Regions from separate parts of the Homo sapiens genome. Here region 2 is linked to region 1. Evidence: chromatin loops called from intact Hi-C (ENCODE). Cell type or tissue: endothelial cell of umbilical vein. All regions are shown on one strand. Links, peaks and the distances in the headings refer to the core of each region. The heading gives the core; the rest is flanking DNA. Region 1 has its middle 24 kb from the start of HPSE. Region 2 has its middle 95 kb from the start of GPAT3.

Region 1 (7,916 bases), core at 1,034-6,033:
ACAAGGAGGACAACTTTCTCACAGGAAGCTTTATCATCTGCTATTTGGTGAAAAAAAAAAGCGGGGGGAGATCAGAGAATTCCTACATCTGCTGTTACTCAAGTGCTTTTAGTTCAAAATAATCAATATGCAAAAGTGGTATATTTTGGTGCATTATGTTCTGAACTCTTTTACCAAGTTGATATCTTATTGTGGTTTTGATGTACATTTCCCTAGTGAAAAATGATGCTGATCTTTTCATATGCTTATTGGTCATTCTTCTTTGGGGGAAATATCTATTTAAATTATTTGTTGACTATCTTATTTTTTGAAATATTTGAATATCTATAAGCTGTAGACCTTAGTATACTTTACCCTCAAAGACCGCAACATTCAGGCCAGGTGCAGTGGCTCACGCCTGTTGTTACAGAACTGAACTTGGGGCAGGTGTGGTGGCTCACACCTGTAACCACAACCCTTTGGGAGGCCGAGGCAGCAGGATCATTTGAGCCCAGGAGTTTGAGACAAGCTTGGGCAACATAGCAAGACCCTGTCTCTACCGAAAAAAAAAAAAATAGCTGGTCGTGATGGCATGTGATTGTAGTCCCAGCTACTTGTGAGGCTGAGGTGGGAGGATCACTTGAGCCCAGGGGGTTGAGGCTGCAGTGAGCCACTGCACTCCAGATTGGGTGACAGAATGGGACCCTATCTCAAAAAAGGGTGAAAAAAAGGAACCAAAGTGGGGTTCACTTGCCTGGAGCAGTGAAACCAGATATCCACACTGAGGTTTTACAGCAGTAGAAAGGAAGATGTGGGCCAGGTGTGGTAGCTCATGCCTGTAATCCTAGCACTTTGGGAGGCTGAGGTGGGAGGATCGCTTGAGGCCAGGCATTTGAGACCACCCTGGACAACATAGCAAGACCTCTATCTCTATATTAAAAAAATAAATTTTAAAAAAGTAAGGAAGACATTTATTTTCAGGGAGGATCAGGCAGCTAATGCTTAAATCCTGACCTCCTGGATGGCTTGAAAGTAAGGGTTTTTCAAGGCAGGGGTAAATTTCAGGAAAGCAGAAGTTATAGGCAAAATTGTAACTCAATACGTGAAGGTAACACACTGGTTTTGCCTTAAAAGGGTGGGATATCTTGAAGGGTGGATGGGGCTTAGAGGTCAGAGGTAGATTCAAAGATTTTCTGATTTGCAATTGGTTAAGGAAGGGAAGTTTTTCGGGGGGCGGGGTGGGAGTGGTGGACGGAGTCTCACTGTATCGCCCAGGCTGGAGTGCAGTGGCACGATCTGGGCTCACTGCAGCCTCCACCTCCTGGGTTGAAGCAATTATCCTGCCTCAGCCTCCTGAGTAGCTGAGATTACAGGTGTGCGCCACCACACCCGGCTAATTTTTGTATTTTTTGGTAGAGATGGGGTTTTGCCATGTTGACCAGGCTGGTCTCTAACTCCTGAGCTCAGGCAATCCGCCCTCCTCGGCCTCCCAAAGTGCTGGAATTACAGGAGTGAGCCACCGTGCCTGGCCAGAAGGGAAGCTTTATTTAAAAATTTGGGATCAGCAGAAAAGAATGTTAGCTCTGGCTTATGGGTGCAACTCCCTCCAGACCCCTCAGGAAGAAATTTAGAACAAAGAACGGTGCTCAGAGTTCAGTCTTCAGTTCCTGCTTATCTGAGGTCGATGTGTCAGTGGATCCATTTGGTGGAGATCCAGGTTTCTGAAAAACAACTCAGGGATATATATTAAGATGTTATATTTAGGGCCAGGCCCAGCACTTTGGGAGGCGGAGGCAGGTGGATTGCCTGAGCTCAGGAGTTCAAGACCAGCCTGGGCAACATGGCAAAACCCCATCTCTACTAAAAATGCAAAAACTAGTCAGGCCTGGTGGTGCACACGTGTAATCCCAGCTACTTGGGAGGCTGAGGCAGGAGAATCGCTTGAACCTGGGAAGCGGAGATTGCAGTGAGCTGAGATCGTGCCACTGCACTCCAGCCTGGGCAACAGCGTGAGACCCTGTCTCAAAAAAAAAAAAAAAAAAAAAAAAAAAAAAAGAAGAAACAAAAAAGAAAGTTGTTATCTTTAGTTTCTCTAGAGGAACCAAGCATCTGACTCTAACTTCCTCGTCTATTGTTTTAGGCTACTGTTACCTTCTGCTTGTCAGGTTGCTTATTTACTTCTCAGGGCTAGCTAAGTGCCTGGAATTTCATTTGAAGGAACTCAGAATTTTCCTTTATTTCCATGTTTGGAGGCTCACAGGCTACTAAGAGAGGGTTCTTGCTCCATCTGACCGTAATCATAATCTCAGCGCTTTGGGAGGTTGAGGTGGGAGGATTGCTTGAGCCTAGGAGTTCAAGGTTAGAGTGAGCTATGATTGCACCACTGCACTCCAGCCTGGGTGATAGAGTGAGACCCTATCTCTAAGCAAAGAAAAAAAATAAAGACTTCAACATTCGTATTATGAACTAGAGTTCGACATTTGTTTATGGTTCTTTTTGCTTTTAGGTAAAATTTACCTACAATAAAATATACAAATCTTGAGTGTAACATTGGATGAGTTTTGACAAATTCATAAATCCAAATGTCTATCACTCCAGAAAGTCCCTTTAAGCCCTTTCCCAGTAAATCCCCGCCCCCATACCCAGAGGCAAGCACTGTTCTGACTTTGTCCATCATAAATTAGTTTAGCTTGCTCTAGAACTTGAAGAGGAAGAAGAATTACAGGTTACACACTCTTTGTGTTAAGTTCTTTTTACTCAGCACAGTGTTTTTTGAAATTAGTTCAGGCTATTGAATGTATCTGAGTTTATTCATTTTTTTCTAAGTAGTTTCCATTGCGTGAATATATCATAGCTTGTTTATCTATTTTCCTATTGATGGGCATGTGAGGTTGTTGACAAGTTTTGGTATTATGAATAAAGCTGCTAAGAACATTCTTATCTCACTCTTTTTGTAGAGCTATGTTTTCATTTCTCAAGGGTAAATAACTAGGAGTGGAACTTCTGAGTCATAGGATTGGTATGAAACTGCCAAAAGTTTTTCCAAAGTGGTTGTATCATTTTACACTCCCATGAACAATGTATGAGAGCTCTCGTGGTTCCATTAGACCAACACTTCATGTTGCCAGTTTTTAAAATTTTAGCCATTCTGGTGGGTGTATAATCCACCTCATCGTGGTTTTCTTTTTCATTTCTATGATGACTAATAATGTTCTTTATGTGCTTATTTGCCATTTGAATAGGTTCCTTTATGAAATGACTGTTGAATTTTTTGCTAATTGGATAACATTTTAACATATATAAGGGTTGTATACCCTTCAAGATAGCAAAAATTTAAAAAGAATTCAGAATTCTGTGAATTCAGATACATAAATATCTACAGAGCCAAAGAAATGCAAAGTGCATTGGCACAATGGGCCAGTCTAAGTGGGGTGTCAGAGTTCTGTAAGTTGCTTTACGAAATCCCAGCACTTTGGGAGGCTGAGGCGGGTGGATCGCGAGGTCAGGAGGTCGAGACCATCCTAGCTAACATGGTGAAACCCCATCTCTACTAAAAATACAAAAAAATAGCTGGGCATGGTGGCGGGTGCCTGTAATCCCAGCTACTTGGGAGGCTGAGGCAGAAGAATGGCGTGAACCTGGGAGGTGGAGCTTGCAGTGAGCCGAGATTGCACCACTACACTCCAGGCTGGGTGACAGAGCTAGACTCTGTCTCAAAAAAAAAAAAAAAAAAAAAATAATAATAATTAGGTCATGATAGGATTCACACTCAGGGATGTGGGCTAAGTGACCAGGGCCACATTATGACTCTCATGGGCTCTGGGCACTTTTGCCTTTGTGGGAAAATGAATTAGAAATTATATTTTAGCACTGCATTGGTATACAGATAAACATAATCCAAATGGATTCAATGTTATATGTGCATTATTATTTTATTAATTTTTGTCCTGATTTAAAAAGAAATAAAAATTAGAACACATTTGTGGGCATCTGTAAGTATTGTAGGCTCTAGACACTATGCCCTTCTGCCTAATTCTGAGTAAGTCAGCCCTGTAAGTGACCATGCCCCTTTTAAGGTATGGCATGAAAAACTATAGAAATTACAAAAGGGACTTCAACCTAGGTCAGGCTTGTGAGGAAAGCCATCCTGGAGGTCTGCAGTCCAGGCCTAATGTCCTAGCTAAAACCTCTGGTTGTTCTGCAAGAATGTGGAATGACATAATCTTTTCCTTGGTGAGTAAGCATCTTTCAACCTCAGAGAGGATTAAGTATAGGAATGTTTACCAGAAATTTCACCTATACTTGAATATTTTGGGGTTAAAGAAACTGTACATGTTTGATATGGAAACATTTAAGAGAATTTGGCCGATTAGAGTAATACTTTAGCTTTGTAATTCTTAAGTGTGTAATTGAGCAATTGATTTAGCTCATGATTTTAAGTTGAAATATTATTGGTTTAATTTATTAGATATTAACTTACCTAAGAAAATGGGAAAGTTTTGTTTAAGCAGTACTTGAAAGGAAAATCAAATATGTTAAATGTATAAATATAGTTGGAAATATTTAAGGAAATTTACTCAATTAAATTAACCTTTGTTCTTTAAAGTAAGTGTTGAAATTGTCTAGATTTATAAGGAGTATTACATGTTTTTAAAACCGTGACTTCTGACTGAATGCAGTGGCTCATGCCTATAATCCTAGCACTTTGGGAGCCAAGGTGGGAGGACTGCTTGAGCCCAGGGGTCCAAGACCAGCCTAGGCAACATAGGAAAACTCCATATTTACAAAAAAAATGAAAAAAAATAAGTAATTAGTTGGGCGTGGTGGTGCACGCCTGTGGTCCCAGCTACTTGGGAGGCTGAGGTGGGAGAATCACTTGGGTCCCTGAAGTCAAGACTGCAGTAATCTATGATCATGCCACTGCACTCCAGCCTGGGCAGCAGAGTGAGACCCCCATCTAAAAACAGAAAACAAAAAAACAACTGTGACTTCTTGAAAGCTAAAGAAATAATTAGATTTTGAACAATTTGAATGTTAATTTTTAAATAAAAATAACTTTCTGTGCACAAAAATCACCCATGTGGACATAGGGAAAAAAAAAACCCTTGCACTAACAATATATGTGCCACAGTGGATCTGCTTTAGATAAGCAGTGAGGAGGGCAGGTTGCAGAAAGCATCGATACCAGGAACTGTGTGAGAATAGGAGCCTGCTCCTCTTGCCCAAAGCTCACATTGCCATTTTTTGGTTTCAGTCCCAAACTCAAACTTAGCTTGAGCTGTGAATTTATCTGTGAATTCATACGGTACCTGCCCTAAATACTGACACCCAAATGTCAAAGCACTGTGTCAATCAATTTGCTATTATCATCTTTCTGTAAAAGACACTTTAAAACTTACCATCAGTACCTGATCTTTCAAATAGGGTTCCACCTTGGCCCAGACTCTCTGCTTTTGCATTATTTATCCAGCTATTTATTCCTCCCAGATTCTTCTTTGTACTCCCTGGGTACAAATTAGTGCTTTTGGAAATAACCTCAAATTTTTCGGTCACTAGGGTCCCATTGACCCTCATTTACCGGAATAATAATTTCTTAAATGGTGCCCTAGTGGCCTGAATAAATGGATGCCCCTTTCAAATGGCCTAATTTGCATGCTGAGCACGATTTAGCCACCAAGCAACATCTAGAGTTCTGTTTTTATTTATCTCATTAATTAACTTTCTAGTTACTTTGATAACTATTTTCAGAGTAGCCACATCATCTTGCTTGCATAAGGGAAACACTAAAGCCACTGAGCTAATGTGGGCTATTTTAAGTTGCTATATGAGAACACAGTGGTTCCCTCAGTATCCGTGGTGGTTAATACTGAGTGTCAACTTGATTGGAATGAAGGATGCAAAGTATTGATCCTGGGTGTGTCTGTGAGGGTGTTGCCAAAGATTTGTGTTAGCGAGCTGGGAAAGGCAGACCCACCTTTAATCTGGGTGGGCACCATCTAATCAGTTGCCAGCGTGGCTAGAATATAAAGCAGGCGAAAAATGTGAAAAAACGAGACTGGCCTAGCCTCCCAGTCTACATCTTTCTCCCGTGCTGGATGCTTCCTGCCCTCGAACATCGGACTCCATGTTCTTCAGTTTGGGGACTCGGACTGGCTCTCCTTTCTCCTCAGCGTGCAGATGGCCTATTGTGGGATATTGTGATCATGTGAGTTAATACTTAATAAATTCCCGTATATATATATCCTATTAGTTCTGTCCCTCTAGAGGACCCTGACTAATACAGTATCCATGGGGGGACTGGTTCCAGGACCCCCATGGATACCAAAATCCCTGATGCTTAAATCCCTAATATAAAATGGTGTAGTATTTGCATATAACCTATCTACATCCTCCTGCATGCTTTAAATTGTCTGTAAATTACTTATAATTCCTAATACAGGCCAGGCACCATGGCTCATGCCTGTAATCCCAGCACTTTGGGAGGCTGAGGCAGGAGGATCACTTCAGACAAGGAGTTCAAGACCAACCTGGGCAACAAAACCAGATCCTGTGTCTACAAAAACATTTAAAAATTAGCTGTGTGTGTTGGCTTGCACCTGTAGTCCTAGCTTCTCAGGAGGCTGAGGTTAGAGGATCCCTTGAGCCCAGGAGTTCGAGGCTGCCATGAGCCATGATTGTATCACTGTACTCCAGACTGGGTAATTGAGAGAGACCCTGTCTCAAAAATAAAAAAATTTAAAAAAAGAAAGAAAGGAAAAAGATAATACCTAATACAATCTGAATGCTATGTAAATAGTTGTTATACTATATTTGCATTTGCATTTTTTTTACTGATATATTGTTATTTTGATTTTTTTTTTTTTAAACAGTCTTGCTCTGTTGCCCAGGCTGGAGTGGCATGATCTCGGCCCACTGTAACCTCTGCCTCCTGGGTTCAAGTGATTCTTGTGCCTCAGCTTTTCCAGTAGCTAGGATTACAGGTGCATGCCACCACTCCCAGCTAATTTTTGTATTTTTAGTGGAGACGGGTTTTCACCATGTTGGCCAGGCTGGTCTTGAACTCCTGACCTCAAGTGATCCACTTGCCTCGGCCTCCCAAAGTGCTGGAGTTACAGGCATGAGCCACCGCGCCTGGCCTTTTTCTTAATATTTTTGATCTGCAGTTGGTTGAATTAGGTCAGCTGCTTTGTTGATGTGGAGGGGCAAGTGTACATATTCATATGCAAAGAGCACCACTTTGTAAATGTGAAGGTCATGGTCTTCCTATATGTGGTTTAACAGTTACATTAATTTCACATTAAACTTACAAAGTCTTTGTTCTCTGGGGTATTGTCACCCAAATGCTCTGGTATGTTTGCCTCTGCTTCCTGCCTCCAAGAACTGCTCCTCCCACCAGTCCACAGAGTTCATTTCTGTGCGGTTGATTCTGTGCATTTGTTCTATGTGATAGCCACTGTTTCCTGGTCACAGCTGATGGACCAAGAATGGGAATCTAATTTAAGCTCGGTCGCTGTTTTCTGGGAAATTGAGACAGACCCAGGAGAGTACCTATTGATATGCAAATGCCAGGCCTTGTAAATGGGTTTCTGAGGCTACTATTTTGGTGCTGTCATCATCCCTCACATGACATATCTGTAGAGGCCAAGGAGCCCATTTGCAGAGAGAGAAAGGGAAGCAGCTAGGCCTAGAAAATCAAAGGTAGATAATGGCCTAGTAGCCTGGGGGAGACAAAGCAGCTGGTTTCTGGTAGATTTCTGGTTCCTGGTGCCAGTCCCTTGTGAACCTGAGAGTATATTCTGCCTTGGGATCTATGAAATACCCCTGCATTTTACAATAAAGCCTCCATTTCATCCTAGGTTACTTCACTTGGATTTCTCTTACTTGTAATCCAAAGAACTCTGACTAGGAAGTAAAGGCAATTTACTAAATATTAGTCA
Region 2 (7,916 bases), core at 1,519-6,518, 270 kb after region 1:
ACACTGTGTGGAGGTAGTTTGGGATCAAAGTCATGTATCTGGGCAGCACAAGTCGCTGAATTAACAAAGGCATAATCATCACTGAGGTGACATCCAAATTAGACTTTTTTTTTTTTTTAAGTGTAGCATTTCCAAGTAGATCTGTGAATTCTTAACAGATTTACTTTGGAACAAGAAGCATTTTCTTTCCTAGTACTGATATTATTTCCTTCTAAAGTGGCCTTATCATGTAATTGGTTACATCATTAAAGGAAAATTCAGTTTTCCTAAAAACTGAAATTTTTAGGAAAGTTTTAAGTTTATGAAAACTTAGGTTTTCATAAAACCTAAGTCTTAGGCCAGAAGTTCAACTTCTACTAACAAAGTAAAACAATGTCCTCTTAGCAGCTTTTCTCTGTAATGGGAAATTGCAAAGCATTGCTACATGGTTACATGTTTAAATTTCTTTCTCTACACTTTCTGATAAATTCCAATTCTGAGGATCTTGTTCTGCTATTGTCACATTATATTTATGGATGAAATTAAGAGAGTGGATCTGCTGGCAGCAGTTCAAAATATTTCACAGATAAATCTGTTCTGTAGCCCATCTTTCTTAATGCAAGCTTGAGGGATATTCATTCATTCATTTAATCAGTGCTCACTGAAGCAGAGCCTTTCCCAACAACCTGCTATCTGGGCAGGAATGAATGTTGTTTTTCCACGTTGGGTGCCTTGCCTATCTGTATGGTGGCTTGTCTGGGGCAACCTCAGATTGTCTGCTGGTGTGGTCTTGGGGCAGGATCTGTTATCTGCAGACCTTTCTCTAGTCTTGGACTAGCTGTCCCTAGCCTCTTGAGGTATGGGGCCAGGTCAGGGGCATAACTGGTGAGTTAGGCTGGCTCCTGAGGCTGGCTACTGCTGTTCCTCAAGAGGAGTGGTGGGTAGGGTGGGATGCAGCCCCGGGCTGGTGCATGCACATGTCTCAGATTGGCAGATGGCTGGTAAAGGTGGATGACATTTCGAGAGCACTGACTTCAAATAAGGAAACTTTTTGTTAGTTTTTGCTTATCCCCCACGATTGGGCTTTTTATTATATTAAAGCTAGTAGATTCATGTAATTTTCTGGAAGAGAAAGGAACTTCATCTACTTGCTGCTTTAGCAGGTGGATGTGTTTAGGCCACAAAGCTGGGCATGCCGTGAAGTGCCAGGTATGCCTCTATTCCCCCTTCCAGTTGCAAAATTAGGTGTAATGGCCATTGTTTACTCTGCGTACCAGGAACTCTCATCTTGCAAGGTAGGGATCGTTATTCCCATTTTCAAATGAGGAGAATTGAGTTCCACAGAGCCTGAGCGTTTTGCCCAGCCAAGGTTTGCCTAAGTAGTGGGAGATGGAGCCACTTAAGTGATTTCTCTTATAAATATTTCACTGCTATGGCTCTCAAATTTGCTACCAGGCCTATCATTTTCCTTCCTTAATTCTAGCAGTCAGCCACAGAGTTCTCCTTGCTCCTCCTATTCTATTGACCTGGTACCTCCTTAGGTTTTCCTGTCTCATTTTCTCTCCACCAACTTGGCTTCTTTGTCCTCTCTCCTGCCATCTATATATAATTGGATTTTTTTCTTTAAAATAGCTCTCTAATTTCATTCTTCCCTGTCATCCCTATTCAGGTAACATTCAGATCTTTTCATCTCTTGCTAGATCATAACAGTCTTAGAACTAATATTCCTAAGCCTGAAGCCGCAGTTACATTCAGCTTCCTAACTCACCCCTTTCACCATGTTACTTTTCCTTATTAGATACCAAGTGAAATCTAATTCCTTAGCTTGCAATTCTAGGCTCTCTACAAATGTATTTCCAAATCATTGATATTCCTATTTATCCCATGTCCTCTAGGTAGATGTGTATACTTGATATTTCTAAAACATCTTATGAGGCCTGGTGCCGTGGCTCATGCCTGTGATCCTAGCACTTTGGGAGGCCGGAGCGGGTGGATCACATGAGGTCAGGAGTTTGAGACCAGCCTGGCCAACATGGTAAAACTCCGACTCTACCAGAAATACAAAAATTAGCTGGGCATGGTGGTGTGCACGTGTAGTTCCAGCTACTCAGGAGGTTGAGGCAGGAGAATGGTTTGAACCTGGGAGGCGGAGGTTGTAGTGAGCTGAGATTGTACCGTTGTACTGCAGCCTGGGTGACAGAGCAAGACTCTGTCTCAAAAATAAATAAATAAATAAATAAAAAACGTCTTATGGCTGAGACTATTTACTCTCTCCAAATTCATTCTCTTCCTCTGTCTTAGTAACAGAACCCTACATTTATTCAAGATATTAGCATACCCAACTAGAAACTGTATTTTTCAGGCTCTGTTGCAACCAGGTATAGGAATGGGACTTAGTTCTTGTCAAAAGGACTTGAATCCAAGTCTTAAGTAGGACTTTTGGGAAGTATCTATAAAAAATATTTTTTCTTTTTAGCTGTCTGGTTTGGAAATGTGATGGTTGGAGCTCTAGTAGCCATCTTGGGCCTTCAGAATAGAGACCACACTCTAGGTTAGAGATCTGGAAGATGTCTTGATCCTCAGTGATTTTGTGGATTTGTATTATCAGCTTTGGCTTCAAAATTATTTGAGCCATCATTTGAACCTCATCCCGAATGATACACATGCTTCATGGAGGAGGTAGCATTGAGATGGTCCTTGAAGGAAGAATAGGATTTAGATGGTCAGGAAGAGTAGGGAAACATCATAGGCAAGGGGATAAAATAAAAATAAAAAACTATTAAATTTACAGAGTAGTTTACAGCTTATAGAGTGAATTCACATCCACTATTTTATTTGTTCCTCATAATAACTGGGTATGTTATATGCAAATATTATCTTCATTTTACAGATTAGAACTGTGGAGTCCAAAGATGGACAAACGATTAAATGGAAAGGACATTGGATTTGTAGTCAGAAAGTCTGGGTTTGAGTTTTTTATTGTGATGGGCAAACTTTAAGGTGGCCCCCATGATTCCTCTCCTGGTGTTTATGTTTTTATATAATCCTCTTCTCTTGCTTGTAGGCAGACCTGTGAATTACTTCTAATCAGTAGACTATAGCAAAGGTGAAGAGATGCTGCCCTTAAAATTTCATTATATTATATATCACTCCAGAGCCTCTTGCTCCCTCACCCCCTCTACCATCTCCGTTACTGATTTTGAAGAAGAAAGCTGTCATGAATCTTATAACTGCAAGGAACTTAATGTTGCCAAGAACCATTTGAGTGGGAAAATGGATTCTTCTCCAGGCAAGCCTTCAGATGAGAACTTAGCCCAGGCCAACACCTTGACTACAGCGTTGTGAGACTCTGAAGCAGAGAACCCAGCTAAACCGTGTCCAGACTCCTGGCTCAGACTGTGTGTTATTTTAAGTTACTTAGTTCATGGTAATTTGCTATGCAGAAATAGATAGCTAATAGACTATCTACTAGTTGTGCGGCCTTGAGTTAATAGCATAACTGCTTTGTCATGGCAGAGGTGATTAACTGTTCACCATAAAGTTATGCTTCCTCTTCCACAGAACAGCTTTATCACTGGGAAGCAGCCACCCAGCGATAGCCTACATTTCGCAATACCCCTCACATCTGGGTGGAGGCATTGACTGTTCTCACCAGTGAGATGTAAGTGAAAGTCATTTGGGTCACTTCCAGCATGAGGTTGTTAAAAAGTAGGTGTGCTTTCTCCAACCTCTCTGCCTGTCTGCCAGCTTGAGGCAGGAGACTCCAAGGCTGTAGGATCTGGTGGGGCCACAAGACAGAAGGAGCCAGGGCTCAATTACTTCGTGGAGGAAAACTGCACCCTGACCAGGAACACCCTCAGTACACAGTTACATGAGCAGGAAATAACCCTATTGTGTTAAGTGCTGACTGTTTTGTTTATTGTAGCAATTACTGTTTCCCTTATGTAGCATTAATTTTCTTATCTATCAAATGGGGATAAAGTTGTGACATAAATGAAACAATCTGTTTAAAACACATATCAAATTGTAAACTATTATCCTAATATGAGGTGTTAATAGTGTCTTCACAAAACCCCTGTGATGTAACTAGAGAAGTAATTATTCCTTCATTTTATAGGTGATAAAACTATATGAAATGGCTATGTGGCTGGTTTGAGGTCTCTAAATTAGTGACAGGGGTAGGACTATCTCTCTTGATTCCCTACCTAATATTCTTCCACATTTCCATGACATCACACAAGGGTTCAGGGGAGTGGAAGGTGTGCAGAGGAAGGGGGAGTTTCAGGAAGACACATTTCTTTAAACATGTGCAGATGAATACAGTGATTTCAAAGGTGTCCCTGTGGAGTTGAACCAAATGCCTCCTCTGCAGAGGCTGTATGTTTAGCTGTCAGTACATGGAAGAGAAGCATAGCTTCACCTTACATATGTTTTAGTTAAATTAGTAGATTAATGTATATTTACTTTGAGGTGATTGTTGAAATACCTTCCTTGTGTGTAATGGAATTTTCTCCTTTCGGCGATGCCAAAGACAGTTCATTTAGCTACATATGTTGTCAGTGAAATTTCCCACATGCTTCCATGAAACATTTGTCTTCTCCAGATGGCCTGTGTAAAGCCCAGTTGTTCTTCCAAATAAATTTATGGCTACAACAAATGTGTTATCTCTCTAGACTAGCTGAGAGTTCTTTTTTGGAAAAAGAAATAAATGATTTCCTACAATTCAAAGAGGGATAGATTTTTCAGTGTAAAGTGGTGTGAAACTCTGTTCTAAGGCTGAAATTTGGTAGGATCTGAGTTTTAAAAATTAATAGATAGAGTGTGTTGCTTTCATTCCCCTCCACCCATAAAATCTGTGTGGTTTTAAGTTCCCTTCATACAAGAATCCCAAACACAAGAATTCCCCTGCAGATTGTTTCCATATTTCTAATCTCTTGCTTTGCAGCTTTTTTCCCCCAATAAAGCCTTACTTTTAAAATAAAAAATCCAAACACTTATTATTCAATATTTAATATATGAAAAAGAATACTTATAACACAGATATAAGTTAACAAACATACTAATAAATTGGACACCTGTGGAACCACTGATCAACTCAAGAGCCAGAATAATAACAATGGCATTGTATTCATCTGCTCAGTTCCTTGCTTCTGCTGTCATCCCCTTCCTGCTAGGAACCACTACTGCCCTTTACTTTTAAAAATTATTATGAACTGATTGTAACTATTTATGAAAAGGTTTGAAAATCTTAGTGGGAGAATATGCAATGTGACTTCAGATTGGTATTAACAATAATCCTCAACCTTATATTGAAGGCTTTCAAGTCTGTTTTTTCTTCTTCTTCTTCTTCTTCTTCTTTTTTTTTTTTTTGAGACAGGGTCTTACTGTCACCCAGGCTGGAATGCAGTGGTGCAATCGTGGCTCACTGCAGCTTCAACTTCCCTGGCTCAAGTGATCCTCCTACCTCAGCCTCCCGAGAAGCTGAGACTACAGGCATGTGCCATCATGCCTGGCTAATTTTTGTATTTTTTGTGGAGATGCAAAAGGGATTACAGGTGTGAGCCGCTGAGCCTGGCCTTACGTTTTCAAGTCCTTGAAATTCACAATATCCCTGTGAGCTTATCAGTGCACATATTTTATTCTTTTTCAGATTGGAAATGGAGGCCCATACTGAACTGATTACTAATAGGTAGCAGAGAAGGCTAGAACCAGAAGCTTTAGACCTTAAGTCCTGTGATCTTTGCAGTAAACAACATTGCTGATGAGTAAGTAGTTATCAAGTAGATTTCAAAGGATAAATCATTGTTTCTCACCTCACAGAAATATCACTGCAGGCAGCAGCAGCAGACAAATAGTAGTTTGTATCATTAGCAGACCCAGCAACACAGGACCAGCTATTGTATCTTATTTTTCCTTGTATTCCCAGCCCACGGCATGGTGTCTGACACATAGTAGGTCCATGTTAGGAGCTTGGGCTCTGGCCTTAAATACCATTAGGCTGAAAACTGGCTTTCCATTTAGTAGCTTCATGACTTTGCGCCAGTAAACTGGCCTCTGTAAGTCCCACTTACTCATTTATGAAATGAGCATAAACATGGCAGAAGGACAAGAAGCCCTTCTATCCTAGCCCACTTGCCAATATGGTGCAGCTGAAGAAGGGCATAAGTGGTAGTGTGGCAGGTGTAGCCAGCATGTCCCCCTGCCCATCCACCCACCTGCACATGAAGCTGCACAGAAGAGTTCCCCACAGGGGCATAAAATTGACCGGGACCCTGACTAGAGAACTTGGGGTGGGTGTGCCTTGCAGTCAGAATGAGGAGGACCCAGGCTGTCTCGTTAGGGCTTGGTGACTGAAGCAAAAGGGGACAGGGATAAGATATGTCTGCATGCAGTGGCAACTGAGTCTTGGTAATCAAAGAAAGAGGGGATGAATTGTGTCAGCAACAAAACCAGCATGAGAGGAGATGGATCAAGGAGGGCTGGCCTATGATTCCGACAGACCCCAGGACAGTAGAAGCAACAGCTTAGCTGGGAGACAGGTACTTAGAATGACAAGGGATTCCGTGTGTTGTGTATTATTCTGGATTACGTTCAAGGTGCTGTGGCTATGGGAATATGACAGAGGGAGTAAGCAGCCCCAAAGAGAGGATGATGTGTGCTGGGTTTTAAAGAAGCTCATGCTGTAGGAAAGAGGGAGGAAATCATTCAGAGGAGAGGGAACATGCTCAGAGTCCCAGAGAGGTCAAGAGCATGAAACATATGGCAGACAGTGAGAAGCCCAGATGTCCAGAAGGTCAGATACAAGTGAGAGAAAGGCAGGACAAGAGGCAGGACAGGGATGTGGAGGCCAGCCTGCAGAGAGCCTTGTATGACATGTTAATTTCCCCCAACTCTAGGTATTTCTATGAAGGTTTCCAGAGTTCTCTTTATGAAAGACAAATATGATCATGTCATTTAGCTAAAAGTCTTGTATTGACTTCCCTTAGAACAGGGATTCTTGGCCGAGTGCAGAGGCTCAGGCTCAGAAAAAATATTTTTCAATGCATAACATAAAATAGATAAGATCACAAAGGAAACCAAATATATTGAAATACATTGGGTGGCCATGAAGGATAGATTGCTTGAGCCCAGGAGTTCCAGACCAGCCTGGGCAACATAGGGAGACCTCATCTCTACAAAATAAAAAATTACCAGCCTGGGAAACATGGTGAAACCCTGTCTCTACAAAAACAAAAACAAAAACAAAAACACCCAAAAACCAGAAAGTAACCAGGCATGGTGGCAGGTGCTTGTAGTCCCAGCTACTCTGGAGGCTGAGATGGGAGGATCCCTTGGGCTTGGAAGATAGAGGCTGCAGTGAGCCTGAGCTGTGACAGTGCCACTGCACTCCAATCAGGGCAACAGAATGAGGGCTTGTCTCAAAAAAAAAAAAAAAAAAAAAAAAGTAGAAATTCTTTTTTTAAAAAAATAGTTAATAACAATGTATTTTATTCCTTAAAGGGTTTTTAATATTTTCAATTTTTATTTTAGATATGGAGGCACATGGGCAGGTTTGTTACATGGATATATTGTGTGATGCTGAGGTTTGGGGTGCAAATGATCCCGTCATTCATACAGATAGTGAGCACAGTATCCAGTAGGTAGTTTTTAAAACCCATCCCCTCCCCCCTACTTCCCCCATTCTTCCCCTGCCCAGTAGTCTCTGGTGTCTATTGTTCTCATCTTTATGTCCACGAGTACCCCATGTATAGCTTCCACTTATAAGTGAGAACATGTGGTTTGTGTGTGTGTGTGTGTGTGTGTGTGTGTGTGTGTGTGTGTGTGGTTTTCTGAGACAGGGCCTCACTCTGCCACCCAGGCTGGAGAGTGCAGTGGTGCAATCATGGCTCACTGCAGCCTTGACCTCCCAGGTTCAAGCAATCCTCCCACCTCAGCCT

Evidence for each region. A loop is a pair of places that touch in the nucleus more often than their neighbours do. Peaks named below come from ENCODE experiments on the same cell type or tissue, not always from the same donor. Only the 100,000 strongest peaks of a DNase experiment are listed, where the experiment ranks them.
Region 2: a loop joins it to region 1, with 5 times the contacts of the local background. A loop is called at or near these places in 19 of 110 quality-filtered maps.

What each region holds. Positions count from the first base shown.
Region 1 is chr4:83,354,426-83,362,341 of GRCh38, forward strand. No RefSeq gene overlaps it. Among named protein-coding and RNA genes, the nearest start is that of HPSE, 24 kb to the left of the region's middle. In endothelial cell of umbilical vein, for the core only: no CTCF peak of the experiment used is centred there; DNase peaks (open chromatin) are centred at 2,186, 2,976 and 4,176; H3K27ac peaks cover 2,557 bases.
Region 2 is chr4:83,626,734-83,634,649 of GRCh38, forward strand. No RefSeq gene overlaps it. Among named protein-coding and RNA genes, the nearest start is that of GPAT3, 95 kb to the left of the region's middle. RefSeq lists a cis regulatory region at 3,159-3,882 and an enhancer at 3,483-3,777. In endothelial cell of umbilical vein, for the core only: no CTCF peak of the experiment used is centred there; DNase peaks (open chromatin) are centred at 3,698 and 4,458; H3K27ac peaks cover 845 bases.